Linked DNA regions of Homo sapiens: region 2 is linked to region 1. Evidence: chromatin contacts called from ENCODE Hi-C or POLR2A ChIA-PET data. All regions are on one chromosome and are shown on one strand. Each heading gives the region's core, a stretch centred on a gene start or an enhancer-like site at or near the end of the contact. The rest is flanking DNA. Distances are from core to core; before and after follow the strand shown.

What was found. Hi-C counts contacts between places; a loop is a spot of excess contacts on that map. ChIA-PET counts read pairs that join two places held with the same protein, here RNA polymerase II (POLR2A). Pooled maps may share reads with other maps.
Region 2: a pooled map shows a loop between it and region 1 (7-fold over the local background). The contact joins the enhancer-like site here to the promoter of FHIP1A in region 1. A Hi-C loop is called at or near these places in 1 of 168 maps with a recorded cell type or tissue (heart right ventricle), 1 of 37 single-sample maps with no recorded cell type and 6 of 50 pooled maps. POLR2A ChIA-PET finds 5 or more read pairs at or near these places in 2 of 52 experiments (H1 and MCF 10A).

The regions. Positions count from the first base shown.
Region 1 is chr4:151,407,725-151,411,160 of GRCh38, reverse strand. FHIP1A (FHF complex subunit HOOK interacting protein 1A) reads right to left here and starts at 1,985. Exons shown (of 14, transcript NM_001109977.3): 1 at 1,696-1,985. It overlaps FHIP1A-DT (FHIP1A divergent transcript), which reads left to right and starts at 2,269. Exons shown (of 3, transcript NR_183963.1): 1 at 2,269-3,436. RefSeq lists silencers at 2,026-2,195, 2,316-2,788 and enhancers at 2,015-2,714, 2,715-3,414, 3,246-3,436.
Region 2 is chr4:151,572,462-151,575,708 of GRCh38, reverse strand. All of the region lies in intron 4 of FHIP1A (FHF complex subunit HOOK interacting protein 1A), which reads right to left. Among named protein-coding and RNA genes, the nearest start is that of FHIP1A, 160 kb to the right of the region's middle. Within about 2 kb of position 1,653, at least 3 of the 41 ENCODE cell types and tissues checked have a DNase peak (open chromatin) inside an H3K27ac peak, as active enhancers do.

The DNA.
Region 1 (3,436 bases), core at 736-3,235:
GCAATGCATCACTCTGACTATGTAAAAATAAAACACTCCTTTTATTTCTAGTCTTCAAGTCCTCCATTAAAAGTCCTACACAATGTCTTTATATGAGAGCCAAGAAAAAAGGTAGCTGGGCAGTTGGACCTAAATTTTTAGACCACTCTCAATCACTCTCTGAATCCACTTCAGTGATGTCCAGTTTCTCTGCCCCTTTCCAGCCACCCTACACAGTTTAATCCTGTTCCTTGTCCTACAGGACAAATGATAAATAGGACCCCAAACTTAATTTATTTCAAGACAGGCATGGACATAATTCTTATGAGCTCTGCGGAAAGGGATTAACTGGAACTAAAAAGATATCAACCTTTAATTATGCGAAAAGTTACCTAAAGCCAACAAGTATACTGTATTAAAGAGTAAATTTATGGACTAAATATCCTGCTCAATTTCGGTCCAAAGAAGACCTTTGAAGTTCTCCAAACGTGGACTTCAGCTGTGGTTCACTACATGTGGACAGCTTCGGGGACAGCATCCTGCCTAGTGCCAGGTGTACAAGTGAACTTGAGGTCAGGCAGGTGACCCTGACAAGCAGGCATAATACATTAAGGAGAGGAAATCTTCCCTCTCATTAATCAACAGGATAAAGGTAATTAAGCAGGAATTATTTTTCAATGACCTATATAATTTCATCAGGGCTGCTATGACTATTAGCAGGGAGCAGCTGACTTCCTAATGAGATGAATTTGATAGCACAGCCCTTCCAGAGAAGCCAAGGGAGCAAGCCCAATCTATAGGGAAGCAACAATTGTTAGGCATTGTTTACTCCTCCTCCTGAAAGCTGTCTCTCCTTCTCAACATTTGGCTCTTTCCCTTCAGGGGGGTTTCCCTGTCCCTGGATAGCTGGGGCTGCAGCATCTGCTGAATAGTGGAAGCTAGATCTGCTGTGAATGGGTGGGTCCAGGAGGCTGGGACACTAATTCACTAGACCTGCTCATGTGATTCCCAAAGTCCCAAGCCAACAAGGCTACCGCCGCCTGCACCAACACCTCGCTCTGACCAGGCCTGAAATAAGACACCAAGGTAGTTCTTCCCACTCCCTAGCAGAAGCGGAGTTAACAAGGGACCTTTGTTGAGCCAGAGGAAACACAAACACATACACACTATCAATAATAACCACGACTTGAACGCAGTTTCATCACAGAATTTACGAAATTGAGCAACAGCTACCTAACCAGTAAGTCCTTACACCAGGAAAGGGCTGCAAACCTCAGAGGGGCACCGCCTCTGTCTCCTGTGTAAGCAAGTTGATTTACAGGGGAAACCTGAACTCCACATCTCTTTGCCTTTTCCTGTGCCTCCCAGAGGACCCTGGGACCAAGGAATGGGATGGAGGGCCCTAATGACATATTCCTTCGTCAAAACAAGCTGGCTCTCTCTCTCCCAGGGTCAGTCACCGCGTTACGCCCCGTCCCGGAGCCCGAAACCCTAGAAGTCACCTCCTCCCCCCTGCGCCCCCGCCCGACGCAGCGACCTCGTTTGGAACATCCCCAGCCGGCCCCCAGCCCAATGCCTGCTCCCTCAGCCCAATGCCCGCACCCCCTGCCCAGTTGGCGGATGCAGAGAAGGGACATTTCGACTCTCCCTCCTCCTTCAACCCTCTAAAATAAAAGAATCCCTCAAGCGCAAATCTCCGGCCAGCACAGCACCTACCTGTCCCCGGCCGTGGCTCCTCCTCCCCGAGCAGTGGGGCTCGCTGGACAAGTGTCCTCAGATAGTCCAGAAAGTTTGCTCTGCGGTCCCGGGGACGCCTGCGCGGGACCCAGTGAGGAAAGCCGGGCTGGCTCCTCGCACCTCGGGCGGCCGCCGCTCGAAAGTCTTGGCCCAGGTCCTCCAGGCCCGGCTCAAACTCAGGAGTGCCCGGGAAGAATGTAGGTCGTGAGAAGGTCGGAGCGCAACTTTTCGAAGGTGCGTCAGCCGCGGGCTGAGGCGCGTGGGTCACTGCCTCCCCCCAGCCTCTCCCTAGTGAGCGCGGGGGGGGCGGGGGCGGGGGCGGGGGCCGGGGCGGGGCAGGGGCGGGGGTGGGGCCCAACCTGCCTGGAGGCCTCGGGGAGCGCGCCCCGGCCCCGCCCCCGCCGCCGCCGGCCCCGCCTCTGCCGCTGGGACACGCCGCCGCCAGGTGCGCCGGGGACTTAGGCAGTGCCGCGCCGCACGGCCCGCGCCGGTTTCCAAGGTGAAGGAGGAGGAGCCTCTGAGGGAAAGTTTCCACAGAAACTTGAGCTGGGCGCAGTGTAGCACTCGCGCCCTTGGGGGCTAGCGTTTGGCCGGAGCTACACACTCTTTACTCACGCACGCACACCGCCGTACACAGCACAATCGTTCACCGTCCCGCCAAAGGCTCGTCTCTCGGGTTCTGCCTAGTGGAAGGAGTCGGACAACGCCGCACGTCACGGGCGTTTCGGATTTCTTGCTTCCCAAAGGTTTGACGGCGGCCACCGGCGCCCCGGCCCAGCTCTGCTTTCCTTTGCTGACTCCTTCCTTTAGGTGTGAATTTTAAAATGCTGATACCGCCCCAAGAGAGCTGAGTCAAGTGAGGCAAACGTTCGCCTGTTGTTCTCCTGACAGACTCCCTGCAGTGGGCAGGGGAAATGTGGCCTTGGCCGACATTAATGAAGTGCCAGGATGGAGGGAGGGGGCCTGCTGATTTGTTCTGTTTTACTTTTTAAGGGTAACTAGAGCGTTACTGGAGTCGTCTGTGGGTTTGGGGAGTATGTGGCGCGTGTGTGTGTCACACATTTCACTGGCAACTCCCGCCAACCCCTTCCCAAGAAATGAAGGCTCTAATGTGGGCAGTTCTGCAACAAAGGTGAAACTTCCCCAAATCACGATTCCCCGCAAGATGAGAGAGCAGGTGCAGCATCCATTTTCCCACTATCACGCTTGAGATGGTGGCTTTGGGCACTGCCGGGTGCCCCGACATCCTTCCCAGAGCCCAGCCTTCCCACCCAGGCCCGGCCCTGCGCGGCCGCCTGCCTTTGCATCAGAGACCGCGGCTGTGCCATTGCCAAGGTGGGCAGCGCCGCCTCGCTTCCCCATTCCTCCGTCTCCCACGCCTCTTGCGTGTTTGAGTCGCGAAGTGATGGACTTTAAATCTCAGAGGAGGAATGAGAAACTTGGTTAGTGGCTCTCTTGGCATGTTCGTAGCCCTGTGGTTGAAGTGGCTGAAACCTGCGTTGAGCCTCAGTCCAAGCAGCTGGGGCCACACCAGTTTGCAAAAGCGGATGTGGCAGTTTCCACCGCAGCAGCAGCCTGCTGGCGCCTCATCAGATTCTCCTTTGGAGGAAGTATCTTCTTCCCTTCATTCTCGGTGAATGGCATCCAGAGATAACCAAAATCAGGTGTATCTAGTTTCAAGTTCTGTCTTGCAACCGTGATAATTGGAGGATGCAAACTT
Region 2 (3,247 bases), core at 404-2,903, 160 kb before region 1:
TCCACAGAAAGTATAATCTCTATTGACTTCCATTATAAAGTTGATAATGCTGTGTCACAAAGGCAAAAAAATCACCCTAACACCCTTAAGTTGACATTTTTAATAAGGAAGGCCTTTGGCTAGCCCCTACCCAGGGAGTACCTGGCCCACTGACTAGTGGCCACAAGACAGCCACTAGACATCCTCTTCTTTGCTGCATGCCTGACTCCAAAGTGCACCCACTATCCTACAACCTCCACCAAGCCCTCCAGGATTCCTTGCACCTGGTGACCTTCCTAGCAGCAGCAACACTGGGACCTGGTTCTCTCCCATCCCTTTGTTCTGGGCCTTACCAACATCTCAATAGAATGCAATCACAGTACCACACTGGTCCAAAGGGACCCTCTACCTCCACACCACACATGGTCCAGCCCCAAAAGTCCCTAACTTCAAGCCTCCACATTCTGAAGAACAAAATTCATGCCTTATCAGTTCTATAATTTCAAAGTCCATATATTGAGTTTACTTAGGAGAGCTATCTTTACAGCTAGGCCTCAGGGTAAAAATGTAATTATACTTTTCATGTGTGCCCAGACTGTCTAAACTATCTAAAACTGGGGCTGTGCTTTATACATTGATGGTGGAGTGGCAAATTAGCTCAATCTTTCTGGAAAACAATATGGCAATATGTAATAGGAGCTATAAAATTGTTCCTGCCCTTTGACTTGTTAATCTGACTTTGGGGAAAATGCCCCAAGGAAACAACCCAAAAATAATTTGCTAAAAAATGTTCAATTTTCCAATAATGAAAAAAAAAATACTATTGACTCAAATGGTCAAGAATAAGAGAATTAGAATCAAAATATGTTATATCACCATACAATAGACCCATCAAAAATAAATACTAAGTAAATTCGTTTTATATCATTAAAATGTAAGTTAAAAAGCAAATACATTGCCAAGTAGATATATGATTGAGTCTAAAGAGATATAAATGAGATTTTAAGGTTAATTAGTTATTCCTTCCTGTAAGTTTACCTAATTTCATAATTTAAATAAAAACAAAGGTAGACAAAGTAATCATGTACTAATGCCCAAAAAAGACCAAACCATTGAGTTTAAAACAATTAACAATTAGAGATCTCTTAAGACTCAGCAATTTCTAAGCAATATAAATTTATAAATATGCATATGTATTTATATTTTATATATACAATATATGTGCATGCAAATATGAAAGATACAGCAAAAGTCTATTTACATAACCATAAATTGTATTTTTCTCATTAACTTTCATTTATATTATTTATTCCAATTCAATCCTTTACAAACAGACCTCTTTTTGCTATGAAAAACTTTAAAAAGAGAACTAAGATTTTTATACAGAATGCAAACTGTTTAGCAGCTTTTAAACTGAAGCATCTTTACCCTCTTTATAGTAGTTCCCTTATACTGCCTTCAGATGGAGCAGACACATTGAAGACCCAGCTCTAACCCACTGGTTTTACTGCCTGGAAGATGGGTGTGTTATAACCAATGTATGTGAGTCATGGAACACACAAGGCTCAGCAAAGTGCTGATTATGCTTGTGTTGCCACATGTCCTTAACCTCTCTCCTTAGGACCTTCCCAGGCTACCTCCTTTTCCTTTCCAGGCAGACACACCCATGACCTGCTTTTACAAGCGGGCTCTGGTGGCCCAACCTTGGGACTGGTTCCTATGTTGGCAGGGAATGCCTAAGAAGCTTCTTGACTAGAGCACAATTTGCACTGAAATGCCAAAGAACTTCTGTCCCAATGTCCCAAGTTTGTCACTCCAATAGTGTCATAGTTCTTTCAGTTTCTATAAACTGATCTCTGATGTGACCTGGACTTTTCCTTATTTTTTCCTTTTGTGCCCTCTTTTCATATCACTCCCATCAAACTCCAATATTTCTGTGTCCCTGATTTCTGCTTGCTGAGAGTTCCACCCACATACCAACTTTTACCTTCCAGTGCTATGGATGCCACGATTTCATGCTGCTCACAGTGGCTCCCCCGGCCTGGTCTACTCCTGATTACCAGCTGTCTTATACTCTCAACCTTGACTCATTTCCCATACCTGGCTTCTTCTCAGCTATCTAGACAGTCTCAGGGATTCAGCTCAGGAGAAAAAAAACAAAATTAATGGGGCCAGAGGGATCTCAGCAGGTAAAAGAATGAAAGCAACCAAAATATACTTTGCAAATATTTCCAAATTATAAAACAAATTTACTTTGTTAGGCTGAAAATACCATTTAAAAAACTAATCAACACCTCAACACCTTATAAAGCCCACGCTCATTAATTAAGTAAACCAGCTGAAATCAGAAATAGCAACTTAAACGTTTTGCGGATCATAGCTAGACATTTGTTGATCTACAAACTTTAAGAAACGCAGACATGTGTGTGTGTGTATGTGTGTGTGTGTGTGTGTGTGTTTGGATGCATCATTAGCCTTGATCACATATTGATCCTAAATGTAAAGTATCACAATTCCAAAAAGAAAGAAACACATAAAAATCAACAGTGTGAACAATGCTCTTAAAAATATCGAATTTATAGAGCTAAATTTAACCTAATTTCAAAGCCATTTGACTTAAAAATGTGAGAATTACTGGGGCTAAATAAGATTAATAAATAGCGTATTTCTTTCACTAAGTAGTATCAGATACTCCTATCCTTATCCCTTATGATGGCCCCTGTGACCCAATGATAATTGGCCTGAATTTCAAATGGCCACAAATTCTAAACAGGAAGTGCAAATGCTTTCAAAATGAAGGCTCTACATAAATCACTTAATTGTATGTCAGCTACAAATGATTACCCTTCAGGATAAACACAAGTGTTTCTCTCTCAGGAGACTAGCTTTGATTCCACTTAATATTATTCTATGTCTTACATACATGCATGTATCAGTAGGTAATTATTTATGCTACCAAAGTTAGAGCCTAGTTATTTTAAGAAAGTCATATGTGTAAAACCCATACTTCCAAATCCTTTGGAATGCTAAAATAAGGTGGCATTGTGGAAAAAAACAAGTTACTATGCAATATTTTCCAACACACTGAAGGGCAAGATTTAGCCATCTAAAGCCAAATTCCACTTAATGTACCAAATAACTACACAAAAGTTTCCATACAGTCCTTGTTCATTACTTAACAGCTGTGTCTTTCAGTATGAAGTGTTCCTTGTGCATCTGTTTCCACAGGGAGACCTCTACCAAGTCACTTCTTTTTATATTAAGATAA